Linked DNA regions of Homo sapiens: region 1 is linked to region 2. A link is a contact called in ENCODE Hi-C or POLR2A ChIA-PET data. All regions are on one chromosome and are shown on one strand. The core of a region is the stretch at or near the end of the contact, and the rest is flanking DNA. Distances in the headings are between cores, read along the strand shown. Region 1 has its middle 30 kb from the start of LINC02003. Region 2 has its middle 5.7 kb from the start of LINC02003.

Evidence for each region. A loop is a pair of places that touch in the nucleus more often than their neighbours do. ChIA-PET counts read pairs that join two places held with the same protein, here RNA polymerase II (POLR2A). Pooled maps may share reads with other maps.
Region 1: a loop to region 2 is called in a map of heart right ventricle, with 3 times the contacts of the local background. The contact joins two enhancer-like sites. A Hi-C loop is called at or near these places in 4 of 168 maps with a recorded cell type or tissue (IMR-90, MCF 10A, PC-9 and 1 more) and 2 of 50 pooled maps. POLR2A ChIA-PET finds 5 or more read pairs at or near these places in 7 of 52 experiments (AG04449, AG04450, BJ and 4 more).

The regions. Positions count from the first base shown.
Region 1 is chr17:72,369,764-72,376,423 of GRCh38, forward strand. No RefSeq gene overlaps it. Among named protein-coding and RNA genes, the nearest start is that of LINC02003, 30 kb to the left of the region's middle. Within about 2 kb of position 4,773, at least 2 of the 41 ENCODE cell types and tissues checked have a DNase peak (open chromatin) inside an H3K27ac peak, as active enhancers do.
Region 2 is chr17:72,333,323-72,340,920 of GRCh38, forward strand. No RefSeq gene overlaps it. Among named protein-coding and RNA genes, the nearest start is that of LINC02003, 5.7 kb to the right of the region's middle. Within about 2 kb of position 6,214, at least 14 of the 41 ENCODE cell types and tissues checked have a DNase peak (open chromatin) inside an H3K27ac peak, as active enhancers do.

The DNA.
Region 1 (6,660 bases), core at 3,523-6,022, 35 kb after region 2:
ACGGAGTCTTTCTCTGTCACCCAGGCTGGTGGGATCTCAGCTCACTGCAACCTTCGCCTCCTGGGTTCAAGCGATTCTCCTGCCTCAGCCTCCAGAGTAGCTGGGATTACAGGTGCCCACCACCACGCCCAGCTAATTTTTAGTATTTTTAGTAGAGACAGGGTTTCACCAAGTTGGCCAGGCTGGTATTGAACTCCTGACCTCACATGATCCACCCGCCTTGGCCTTCCAAAGTGCTGGGATTACAGGCATGAGCCACCGCCCCAACATCTTGATTTAGAGAAGTTGCGGAGAACCCAGCTAAAGGGGGAAAGTGGGTTGTCTCAGGGTTGAGCTCATGTGAGCCCGGCTGAGCACCCCCTGAAACAAACACCAACAGCACCTGACATTTTTAGAGTATTTTTCAGAAGACACTTTCAACTAGATCTCACCTGACTTGATTGTCATTCTGATTCTGGAAGCTACATGAGGCAGAATACTTTAATTGCAGTAAATAAGTAAGGTTCATTGCAGCACTATTTACAATAGCAAAGACTTGGAACCAACCCAAATGCCCATCAAGGATAGACTGGATAAAGAAAATGTGGCAGATATACACCATGGCATACTATGCAGACATAAAAAAGGATGAGTTCATGTCCTTTGCAGGGACATGGATGAAGCTGGAAGCCATCATTCTCAGCAAACTAACACAAGAACAGAAAACCAAACACCGCATGTTCTTACTCATAAGTGGGAGTTGAATGATGAGAACACATGGACACAGGGAGGGGAACATCACACACCAGGGCCTGTCGGGGGTCGGGGGCAAGGGGAGGGAGAGCATTAGGACAAATACCTAATACATGCGGGGCTTAAAACCTGGATGATGGGTTGATAGGTGCAGCAAACCACCATGGCACATGTATAGCTATATAACAAACCTGTACATTCTGCACATGTATCCCAGAACTTAAAGTGAAATTAAAAAAAAAAATTTTAAAAACATAAAAAATAAGTGAGGTTCAAAAAAGTTAAGGAACTGCTTCAAAGCCACACAGCGAAGCAGGGGCAAGGCCTTCACTAGCCCCAGGCCTCTGAACCCAGGTCCTCTCTTGACTCCCCTGCAGGCTCTGGCTCTCCCACACTGTGGACTGAGCCTCGCAAGAGAGTTACCAGCTCACATCCTCCACTTCAGGATACAAAAAACCAGGGACCCAGGCCTGCTGGCAGGAGGCCCCAAATTGCCCAAGCTCTTGACTCCAAAATAGTGTTTGTATGTCTAAGACCTGGTAACTTAAACTATGCTTCTCATTTTTGCCCTTTAAAGTAGACCGGGAGGCTGAGTCATGGCTAGCTGAGTTGGAAGGTGTGGCCACCCACCCATCCGCTCCTCCCACCCACAACCAGTCCTGCCCTCCTGAGCTCCGGACAGGGTGGGCCAAGGGCTGTGTAGACAGACTAAGCCCCCTTCTCCCCTTCTCTCCAGACATAGAAACTGGGTCTTGGTGCTGCCATGCGGCTTCTGGACCCTCCCCCAGTTTGGGGCGTCTCAAGGAGGGGCGTCTCATGGAGGGGCATCCCGAAGTATCTCTTAGAGCCAGACTGTGGCATACTCTACCCACCGGACGCTTCCCAGCACAGGGAAGCCTCCCAGACACCTGAGACCCATGCAGCAAACACAGGACTCTGCCTGCTAGATGGGGAGCATCTTGAGGACATTCAGAGGACCTGGTTCATCTCTAAAATGCCGTGTCCACCGAGGTGACCGTTCACCATGACCTCTCCACATATCTATTCAGCAGACATTTGTCCATCCCCTCCCCCGACCCACATCATCCTCTCCCCACCAGCCAAGGGCTGTTTTTGGCACCTGGGACAGAGTCTGTGCCTTTAAGAAGCTCATGGTCTGGTGGGCTAGACAGTCAAGAAAACAATTACCATTCAAACTGATTCATACGATTAGGGAAAGCACAGGGTAAAACTGTAAACCCAGAGGGGGAAAAAAAGTAAAAGACACATAAAATCCAGCCTGGGTTTATATGTGTTTAACTCGTATAGCCCATCCACTCCTTCCACCCACAGCCATTCCTGCCCTCCTGAGTTCTAGCCAAACTAAGACCCCTCCGATCCACACATTAGAAAGGAGGTGATGTGGGAACAGAATCTTAAAACCTGGCTCACATCCTGTGTCCAACCGGGGCTCTGCTGGGTCAGTTTGGGTCAGCCCAAGGGACAGAAACTCTTGTCCAAGTTCATTAGGTGCAGTAGGAGTACTACAAGGCTCCTAGGAGTACTACAAGGGCCTCCAGAGACCCCATTCCCAAGTAAGTGGCTTTCTCCTGGGGCTGGGGGTGTGGGTAGGGGTGAAGGTTTCCCTAGAACCAGTGAGCAGGGAGAATTCTGATGAGAGTCTTCCTCACTGAAGGCAAGGTGATGGCTGGAAGGGTGAACCCCAGAGGCAGGCCGCTCGGGACACAGTGGCCTTCAGCGGGCAGGGGCATGAGGACAAGCAAGTAAGCCACCAAAGGGCAGCTCTCCAGGCCTGCAAAGAGCGAGATGCCGACTCGGCTTGGCGACCTTCCCAGGGGATGAGACAGTGCAAACCTCAAGGCCTGTGGTGTTATTCCAGACGCCAGGCTGAGCTTCCCTCCACCATCACATTAAGGCTCAGCTGTGCCCAGAGAATGTGTCTGCACACGGCGAAGGGCCACCTCCCAGCCCCAGCCAGCCACCCAGGAGCAACAGGCTTGACTTTCAACCTGATCCTGTGACTAAATGCAGGCCCAGGCCAGACTTCTCCCAGGGGAAGACCAGACATAACTTGGTCACTTGGCTCCAAAGGAGTCCTGTGGAATACGGTCTTATGAAAGAGGGTCTGTGATAACCGCCTGGGGGTGCGTGGATGCAAAGCACAGAATTTCTTGGTGGGAGCGGGAGGATCTGCAGGACATGAGACAATTTACTCCTTGCTTGTTACATGTGGCAGATGCTTTACCAGGTACTTCCCATGGTTTAGTTCAGATCCTCTGAATCACACTGAAAAGTATGATTTGTTCTCAGTTTTCAGATGGAGGAAACGAGACCTGGAGAGGCTCAGTCACCTGCCTAAGGCCACCCAGCCCAAGTGATAGCACTGAGTTCAGAGGCTGGTGTGTCTGACCCCAGCATCCCTGCTCTCCTGAGACATAATCTGGCCTGAATGAAAGCACCTCTTCCAACTTACTCCATTTCAATTAGATAGAAAAGCTTTTCCAGCCAGGAACAGTGGCTCATGCCTGTAATCCCAGCACTTTGGGAGGCCAAGGCAGGCAGATCACGAGGTCAAGAGATCGAGAACATCCTGGCCAACATGGTAAAACCCCATCTCTAGTAAAAATACAAAAATTAGCTGGGTGTGGTGGCACACACCTGTAGTCCCAGCTACTTGGGAGGCTGAGGCAGAAGAATTGCTTGAACCTGGGAGGTGAAGGTTGCAGTGAGCTGAGATAGTGCCACTGCACTCCAGTCTGGCAACACAGTGAGACTCTGTCTCAAAAAAAAAAAAAAGAAAGAAAAGAAAAGAAAAAGAAAAAAAAGGAAAGCTTTTCCAATTATCCTAGGGACAGAGCTTGAGAGAGGACAGGGACAGGAAGCTGAGAGCTGGGACAAGGCTCTTCAATGCAGTCAGTTCAGCTCAGCCATGGGACACCATGCTTGGGGTATGGGGAGGATGATGGAGGGCCCACAAGAAGAAGAAAGTGGTACCTGGAGAGTGGGCTCCTGATATGGTTTGGCTCTGTGTCCCCACCCAAATCTCATCTTGAGTTGTAATTTCCAGGTGTTGAGGGAGATACCTGGTTCAAGGTGATTGAATCACAGGGGTGGTTTCCCCTGTACTGTTCTTGTGATAGTGACTTCTTACAAGAGCTGATGGTTTTAAAAGGGGCTCTTCCCCCCTCACTCTCTTCTCTCTCCTGCTGCCATGTAAAGAAGGTCCTTGCTTCCCCTTCCGCCATGACTGTAAGTTTCCTGAGGCCTCCCCAGCCATGTGGAACGGTGAGTCAATTAAACCTCTTTCCTTTATAAATTACCCAGTCTCAGGTATTTCTTTATAGCAGTGTGAAAATAAACTAATACAGCTCCCTATCTCAGCCAGCTGTCTTCACCAGAACCTCCTTTCTGAGATGCAGAGAGGACCTCCCAGGGGGCAGGCACCTTTGTGCACCCAACTAAAGCCTCTGGCCCCCAGGTTCCATATCCCACATCCTGCCAGCTCCTGGGAGCCAGGCAGCAGCCTCTCCACCCCCCTTGGAGGTGGCTGGGAACACTGGTGCCTGGCTCAGGGAGGCTCCTGGAAGCCCTGGTTATGGCTCACTGCACTCAGCCGTCGGATTAAAGGGGCTCAGAGTGAGGACAGCCTGCACGGCTGGGCCTGCTGGGCTCCCCTGGAGCAAAGCCAGGCAGCCCTTCCTTCCTCTGGGCTGGCCGGTGGGGCACCAGGCAGCTTGAAGGAGCTGTGGACAGAAAACAGAAGCTGAGTTGGCCTCAACCTTTCCATCCAGCTGCCACATAGGGCAGGGCTCCTCGGGAGCTGGAGGTGGCCTTTCCCAGGGGTTGGAGCCCCTGGATGGGGTGTTCTGGCCCAGCCCACTGGGGTGTTGCCCTGCTTGGCGGACAGCGTCCCACCCGGGTCTTGTTTAGAGTGAATCACTTGGAAAGAGACCTGTAACTGTATCCTGCAGGAAATCACAGGCTGGAAGCCAGAAAGAAACCAGGTCAAGCTTCATGGAATCAGGCCACCAGGAAGAAAGGCAAGGAGCCCAACATTTATGGAGTGTCTTCTCCATGCTGGGCACACTCAGCAAATGCAATGTGGCCCTTGTCCAGGGAGGTCGGGCTGAACCTCGTTTTGCAAATGGACCAAGACGATAAGTGATTTGGGGGCGGTTTAAATAAGCAGCAGGTGGCATAGCTGGGATGCAAACCCAGGTGTGCCTCACTCAAAGATCGATCAGTACACCACCAGTCACACCCAAGTCCACCCATTAATAATGCGGAGGTGGCCTCTCCTCACCGGCACCCTCCTCCAAACCCCAACTTAGGAGCATAGCAGCAGAGAGCATGGAAGCTCTTGGAGGCCCCTCGCTATATAAGGTGGTGTAGTCTGGGGGTCAAAAGCATGCAACCCAGCTTTGAGTCCTGTCTCTGCACCTATGAGCTGTGTGACACTGGGCAAGTGTCTGAAATGAGGGATTCTGCATAATGTTTAGGAACATAGCAAGTGTTTCGCATATTTAGCTATTATTATTATCATCAGTATGGATATTGAATCTCAAAGACCCAGCTGGTGGCACCAGGCCTTCCCTTACCAAATCCCCTCCCTCTAAACCCCAACCAAGGAGCAGGTTTCCCAGCAGGTTGCAGATCCCTCAGGACAGCTCTGCAGAGGGAGTGAGACCAGCAAGAGAGGAGGGGCTCAGTGATTGAAAATAAACACTCCTCAGCAGACCACCCACTTCATCTCCCACCCCTCCCACTGTGAGCGGAGCAGCGGGGAGAGAACACAGATTCCTCCACCTAAGTTGAGTCAAGGCAAGCATGTTTCTCTTTTTCAGAGGAGAGGAGACCACGTGAAGTCAAACACAAGCACCCCAAACTACCTCCTTGCCCCATCTCTCAGGTGCAGCCCCACCTGATGCACCTGGGGAGGAGTTAAGAGCTGGGAAACAGATCATCACAGGCTGGGAAGCCAGAGGTGGGCACGGAGCACACAGAGGGGTTCTCCATGCAAAGACACATGCACACTCCTGTCCAATGGCTCCTCAGCTCAAATGCCCTGGCCTGTGGGTGAACCACGCCACCATCTGAACTTCCCCCCAGGACAGGGCCCACATGGCCTGGGGGACTCTAAAAAAGAACTTGGCATCAGATCCTCTTCAGGTCCCTAGAGACTGGACCCTTCTTATAGCTCCTGCCTGCGTCGCACCCAGACCATCTTGGGATGTTGAAAGTCCACTGTATTTGGAAAGACAACAGCACCTTTTCCTCTTTAATCCCCCACTGGCCTCGGTCAGAATGCAGAGTTTTTGCAGGTCTCTCAGTTTTTGTTTTGTTTTTGTTTTTGTTTTGAGATGGAGTCTTGCTCTGTCGCCCAGGCCAAAGTGCAGAGGTGCGATCTCGGCTCACTGCAATCTCTGCCTCCCAGGTTCGAGCAATTCTCCTGCCTCAGCCTCCCGAGTAGCTGGGATTACAGGCACGAATCACCACACCTGGCTTATTTTTGTATTTTTAGTAGAGACAGGGTTTCACCATGTTGGCCAGGCTGGTCTCGAACTCCTGACTTCAGGTGATCCGCCTACCTTGGCCTCCTAAAGTGCTGGGATTACAGGCGTGAGCCACCGTGCCCAGCTAGGTATCTCAGTTTTAATACTGAACCCACTCTCCCTCCATGGAAGCGTCTGTCTGCGTACTCTGAAGACCCCATGTTGCAGCCATGATTCCTGCCCCCTCTTAGATGTTCGTAACACGGTGGTCTCGGAACACCCCCTCTCCAGCAGCTCCCAACCAACACCCATGGGTGCCATCCAGGCAGCAAGCTCCACTCAAGCTGGGGCTCACCAGAACGAGTTTGCATCCAATTCTCAAGCCTCAACTCTTCAGCTTTGTTTCCACCCTTCACCACTCCCCACAGCATGCAAA
Region 2 (7,598 bases), core at 4,964-7,463:
AGAAATAAGCAGACCCACTAGATGACTGACAGTTTAGTATCAGATATGGGGACTGGACAGGCTGAGCAGGACATTCTTGTGTAAGAGGGCAAGGAGCTGGCAATGAAAATCTGGAGCACAGAAGAGGCCAGAGCTGGAGATGTGGATTTGGCAGATGGCAGAATCCTGGGGACAATCATGGCTGAAGAGGGAGGGTGTGAGACCACCCAGGGAGAGGGTCAAAAAGATGACAGTGAGGGTACACTGAGATGATACTGAGACTTGTGCAAAAGAAAAGAAGATTCAGGGAGAAACAGGCTCATGGACACCTGTGGAGAAGAAGGTTTGGGGATGACTGCCAGGATCAACAGAGCCAGACGCTCCTGCAGGAGTGAGTAGGTTGGAAGAGGACAATGGGAAAGACCTTTGAAAGTTCCATTGCACCAGAACAGTGGGGCAGAGGCAAATTCAGTGGGTTGAAGAGGGAGTGGGAGGTAAGGAAGTGGTGTCAATAAGTACAGATGATTCTTTGGATAAATCTGTTAGTGAAAAGAAGGAAAGAGATGAGACTGTGGTTTGAGGGAATAATTTTTTTAAAAAAGAGGGGGCAGGGAAGCATTTGGGAAGTTAAATGTGGAAGTTGAACATATTTGAACACCGAGAGGAAGACAGTGGCAAGAAGAGGGGGTGTGAAGTTGCCAGAGATAACCATTTGGAATAAGGTAGGAACAGATGGCTTCTGCTCCAGTGGAGAGGCCATCCTTAGACAAGAGGTAGGACTCTGGAAGGAAGCGAGGCTGCACTTGGAGGGAGTGAATGCTGCAGGTGGTGGTGCCTATAGTAGTAGTATTATAACATCATTAGTAGTAACAATGAATGGTTAACCTTACTTTTTGTTTACATGCAAGTTCTCTGCATTGTTTAATCCTCACAACAGCCCCATTTTATATGTGAGAAAACTGAGCCCAAGAGAGGTTAATTAAGTTGCTCATAAACCACTGTAAAAATGCCAGAAGGTGGATTGAAATCCAGGTCTTTCCAATGGCATAGCCAGACTTGTGGGCCACTTGGAGTCAGTATAGACCAATGGCTCAGTCCTCTCAGTGAGCTGGAGGTGAAGTCATCTTCTGTGAATGATGGGGGTGGATGTGGAGGCCTGAGGAAGGAGGAGAAGAGTCGAAACAGCTGCTGGGAAGAATGCAGTAGGGATGAGCCAGAGAAAAGAGAGGGCACGGACAGCTTCCCAGGGGTACTGATAGTAGATTCCATCTCGTTCTTATCACCCTCATTCCCAGCCCCATTTCCTACCAGGGGCATGCACCCCATACTCTTCTCATTTATTTTGTGTCTTCTCTCCTCTAATCCCTCCATCAAAGGAAATAAGAGCCATGTGCTCAAGTGGAATGGGTCAGATTCTTCCCACTGCTGGAGGACTTGGTGATGGCCAGTGGGTAGAGCTGGGGAGGTGGTCCTCAGGGCCTTTGTCCCACCAAGAACACCCTTGGCCTGAAAGGCTTAGGGAAGCAAGGCATTCACCAGGCAACAGGGATTGCAGATGGAGTGTCTGGGAGCTGTGCCTCTGCGTTTAGAGGGCCAGCGTTGCTGTTTCTGCCTGGGCCCAGCCAATAGCAGAAGAGAGCTGGAGCCAAAGCACTTGTCCCAGGTGAACCAGCCATCTTCTATTCCATTAACAAGCCTGTTCATCCCGTGCGACCTCTTTCTACCAGAGATCTATTAATTTTAGCTAACAATCAGTGAAGAGGACACCATTTGATCCCAGAGCTTAAACCCATACTTCTTATTCACTGGTTTGACCACTTTGAAAATAGTAGCAGGATCAAATAGGCTGAGCCTCCCTCTTTGGACAGAACTTCATTGAATTGTAAATGGAAGGTGTTAGCCTTGGAGACAAGCTTAAAGATATGGTATTACTGCTTGTTGGATGTGGACCACCACTTATAAAAACCTACTAAGCCACTGGTCAAATTGATAGAATCCATACAGTACCAGAATCTAGAAAACATGGGGCTCAACTCAAATTTCCATAAAAGTGGCCAACAGGACCAGGGAATCGGCATTGAATTCTCAATGTGTGCTGACTTTCAGCCTCCAAATGTCATGGTCAACACATGGGGTCTCAGGATAGGACATCTGTGGGCTGGCAGGTTCCTGAAGCGTTTATTGGAATTTTCTTGGGACTCTTTTCCACAGTGCTAGAAACTGAATTGTAAGAAAGTAATCACAATGAATTCTTAATAATTGAGAAAAAGCACGGGGAAAATGATCACATCTGTTCAGACTAAAATGGAATCGTTTCAGGGAATGCAAGCCGACAACGCTCAATCTACATTTAAGGCGACTGTATTTGTAAGATTGGGGACAAGGAAGAGGGGAGAAGCAGCTCTTGAGAGAGAGAGTCCTAAATCTGTATATTCAGAATCCATGGGTGAATGTTTGGGAAGCAGTGATTTGTGTGTGTATGTGTGTGTGTGTGTGTGTGTGTGTATACACACGCACACATATAAGCACACACATTCTCACACACTCGAACCCACACACTCCAGGTTTCTGAAGAGCTGTATACCATTACCCAGTTCGAGTTGAAATGAACCCCGTGCCTCCCTGTAGCCCCTGTTTTGAGTTGTATTCTCCTATCATGGGCAGGAGAGTCTCCTGCAAACCCTGGCCACGGCGTCCTCAGTCCAACTCTCCAACAGATTACCATCTTTCCCTTAAGTTGCCCTGAAAAGCAGCCCAGGGGCAACAAATCCCTCCCTCTTCCACCAGTTCCAACATTTCTCTAATGAATGCAGGAGAAAATTAATTACAGAGAGATTTTCAAGACCTCGGCATCTAATGACCAGCCCCAGCGCCCCCTCTCTCCAGTTCCTCATTGGCCCTGCCCAGCCCTGCCCTCCTTCCCTCCACCCTCCCCTCCCCTCCCTTCCCAGAACCCAGGAACAATACCGCAGGCTAATTAGGCAGGGAAAGAGTTTCTTGGCAAAAGGGGCTGAGTGCTAGGTCACTACCTTGAACAACCCAGAAGAAAAACAAAACAGCATTAAAAGAAAAAGAAAGGGAGGGGGACCTGTTAATCTCAAGTGCATTTCCGCCAAATACTCTCCTTTTCAAGTGTTTTCTTCCTGGTAAACAAAGTTCTGTGGCTGGCTTTGGAGATTTTAGGACGCGGTTGCTTAGTAATATTGGGGAAAACACGAAGTCCCCACCTCAGCCCCATTTTGTGCCTCCTCTCCCTCGGTCACTGCACTGAGGGGTGGTGACACATTCCCACATTGCAAGGGACAGCCCATTTGTGAAGAAGAGCTGAGCTTTCTTTTCTTTTCTTCTTTTCATGTCTCACAGCTTCCCGAAGCCCAGCAAAGAACAGAGATTTCTGCTCCCAAGTTTGGTGAATCTAGACCAGCGCTGTCCAGCAGAACTCGCTGTGATGATGGAACTGTCCCATATCTGTGCTGTCCAATATGGTGGTCACCAGCCACACGGGGCCACTGGGCACTTGAAATATGGTTTGCACAAATGAGCAACTGAGTGTTAAATGTTATTTCATGTTGATTAATGGAAATTGAAATAGCCACAGAGAGCTTGTGGCTTGGAGAGCCACAGCTCCTGTCAAAACCTCTGTGGGCTGAGGGCAACCAAGGGCACAGTAGTAGCATCTGGGTGGCTCGGTGACATTTATGAGGGACAGAGGATGGGATGGTATAAGGAGCACAAACAAAGGTCCTGATTTCACTACAGCCCTATCTTCTCTTTTCTGTGCCCTTGGGCATCACTTAAATTGATCCTCAGTCCCCTCTTCTGTAACGTTAGAGACAATCACAAGAGTGCACTTCACTGTTGTTTTGAGGCAAGGGCAATGGATGCCGAGTCCCCTAGTGACCTCTTCCACCAGAGAATAACAAATACAGGCAGACCTGGTGCTCTGCCTTCCTGCCTACTCTCCAGTCTCATCTCCTGCTCTTCCTTGGCTGGCGTTTTTTGCTCCCAGAATTCCATGCACTTTCAACTTTGGTATCTTTGCCTATGTCATGCCTTCTGCCTGGAATCCCTGCCCTTCTGGTTGCCTTGCCTTGGCCAAGAAAATTCCTGATCAATCTCAAGGGACCTAAAGAATAGGGAATCTTCTGAGCTCTGAGCTAGAAAGCCTGTTTCCCCTCTCCTGTCATCCCATCTTCCTCCTCCTGTCATCCCATCTTCCCCTCTGCAGTCATCCCATCTTCCCCCCTCCTGTCATCCCATCTTCCCCTCTCCTGTCATCCCATCTTCCCCCTTCCTGTCATCCCATCTTCCCCCTCTTCTGTCATCCCATCTTCCCCTCTCTTGTTATACCATGTTCCCCTCTCGTCATCTCTCTTTTTTTCTCTCTTTCTCTCCCCTTCTCTTTCCATTATGGCTGCCACTAGCTGCACATGGCAACTGAGCATTTGAAGTGTCGCTGGTACAACCGAGCACTGAATTTTTAATTCGAGTTTACTTCATTGAAGTTGAAATAGCCACATATGGCAAGCTCTTGCTTGCTCACTTCCTCGCTCTCTTGCACGCACACACACCCCACATGCTGTAGCTGGGCTACACACTCCTCTCCAACCCCATCCCTCTGAACATGTGTGCCCCTGAACTTACCTACAATCTAGTATTGAAGCAACCTCTTAATAAATCTACCATCCCATGAGAAAGCGAGCAATTAGAAAAGACACAGCCTGTGTTCCACTGTTTTGTTTTGTTTTTCATCTATGTCCCAGCATTCAGTACAGCATCCAGTACATAGTAACTTCTCAATGAATATTTCCCATCCATGAAACAGAAATTGTTCATCAGTCTACAGCCTATATCATGGGTCAGCAAACTACGGCCCACAGGCCAAATCCAGCCCACTGCCCACTTTTGCATGGCCCTCTAACTAAAAAGCGTTCTTTTATTTTAAAATGATTATATAAGTACCTCCCTAATAGCCTTAACTTTGCCTCTTGGCCTACAAAGCCTAGGATTTTTTTGCTTCCTGGCCCTTTAAGAAAAAGTTTGCCAATCTCTGGTCTGGATCCCAAGAACAGCTGCTAATAGGGCTTGGTGTAGCCTGTGGTTAGAGAAAGGGATAAATGAGGTCTGGGGAGGGGTGTGGAGAGAAGGGCCCACACCTGGGACAGTCCTAGCAAAGCTGAGCCCACAGGTACCTGGCTAAGTCTGCAAGAGCTGGTCCTCAGGGACACTGCCAGCCAGGGCAGCACAGACAGGCACACCTCGTGCTTCCTCCTCCCTCTTGAGCCATGGCAAATGGAAGATGGGATTTTCTGGATTGTGTTTTGTGGTTTGACTGCGTAAAGTAGCAGTTTCCATTCAAAACAAAGCCCCTAAGCATATTTTTAACAGCAATGGCAAGGTCTTCCAAAGAGACATGCATAGGGGCTTGGAAGCAATCTGGCAGGCAGGAAGCAGTCTGTCCTTCCCTTTCCTGCTAAAACATGAACCGAGGTTTCTAAGAACCAAAGCAAAGATTGCTCCAGGCCCTGACAACACCACATCAAGGTGAGCAACAAGATCCTGAAAGGTTACCCCATCTCTGTCCTATGCTCCTCAATACCCTCTATACCTGGCCTGTGTCTTCCTAATCTCCACCCCAGAAACAAATCGTCAATCATCTCTCCAAACATCACAAGCATCTGGGAATGTCTCCTGCCCCACTCACTTCCCTGCTGGGTTCACCCTTCCAAACAGAGAGGGGCTGAGCACACCCAATGTGCTAAATATTTCCCTGCTGCAGAATCTATTTTGCTGCTGCGGCTGCTGCTTGGCAGCAAAGAGACAGGAAGCTATTTAGATATATTATCTTCCTTTTCAGGAAGTTGAGAGGAACTTTTCTATTGCAGTTCACACAAACATTCCGTCTAATGGTCATTTAGTCATGCCGGCTCATTAGGTCACCAGTGAGGAATGCCCAGGCTGATTAAACATCATTCCAGCTTCTCTACTCGCTGCCCCGGGTCCCGGGGAGAAAACAGAGCTTCCATGGCCTGGTGGTGACCAAGACAAGGAGCCCATCCTGAAAGCCACAGGGGCTCACTGCCAACCTCACAGCCCCTCCCCAGCTCCCACACGGAGCACTTCTTACTTCTAAGGGGGCGCTGATGGCTTTATAAAGAAATGTGTATGGGACTGAGTAGGAAGGTGGGCCCCATGAATACCTCTGGTCAGATAATGCTGTCCTTTAAGGGAGATCAAAGCGGGCCCTTGGCAGAAGGCCCTGAGAATGCTGTTACCAAAAAATGCAAGACAGACCCATGATGAGGTCACAGAGATGAATTGATAGCTAGAACACAAGCTTGTGCAGAATGTAACAACTAACTATGAGTGAGTGGTGGTTATGCACTAGACATATTCCAAGTATTTTATGTGTATTCACTCATTTAAGGCTTGAACAACTCAACGAGGTAGGAATCATGAGGAAATTGGCCCAGAAAGTCAAATACGGTATTTCTGCTTAAGGTTGCACACACAGTGGATCTAGCCTGTGCTCTGCATTAGGACTTTCTGCAGTGATAGACATGTCCCATGGCTATGCTTTCCAGTGGGGTCACCACTGCTACATGTGGCTATTAAGTCCTTGAAAAGTCACTGGTGTAACTGAGGAAGTGAATTTTAAATTTTATTTAACTATATTTAAATTTACGTGGTGCATGTGGCTAGTTGTTACCATATTAGACCCCCTGGATCTAGGTGGTCTGGCTCCAGAATCCACACCCTTAAACCTTGGACTGTCCTGCCTTTTAAATCAACTAAGAGAATCAACTACTTACTGGGAGAATAATTAAACTCTAAAGGTGGAGTTTAGGTAGAGTTTCATCAATATCTTAAAGGACAAGAACATGTAAGAAATTAGACTAGGAAAGAGAGAGAAAAGCTAGCTTAAATTAAATGGTAGGCATTCAGGGCAGGTGTTTGGGAGGGTATATCTATAAAAGGAAGAAGGTAAAATACCAACATGGCTTGTCAAGAGAAGAAGTGGTTTCCTCTTGTCTAACCAATAAATTATATTGAGCTCCTACTACGTGACCTTACTAAGTCTTGCCCTCTAGAGTCATGTGGCCTGGGTGGGAAGCCAGGTATGATCCCCTAAACAATGCCAGGCTGCATGGGCCAGGGCAGATGGCAGGACTAAAGTCTGTTTATTCTGTTGGTATTCCAGTTAGCCGTTCATCTGTAAAGACAGGAGTGATCAAGGAAGTCTTCATGGAAGAGAAGGCATTTAAGCTGGAATTTGAAAGAAATGGCTTGAATTAGAAAAGTGGGACAGTGGAAAGGATGACTGCAATGACATACTTGGAAGGAAACATGAACTGTTCTTGGTGACTCTTAGAGACTGACATACGGAGAGTAATCAAAAATGACTTTACATGTTTTGGCTTGGATAAAAATAGTAGTTCTTGGGGCAAACACAGGAACTTTAGGGGGTGGTAGGAGATAGTTTCAGAAATTATGACTTTGGTTTTGGGCGTGTGGATTCTGAGGTGACGGATTGTGGAAATCTTGGATTAATATCCACTTTTCAGTTTAGATGGGAGGAGGATGGATTAGAAGGCTGCCCGAGATCACCTCCATTCCTG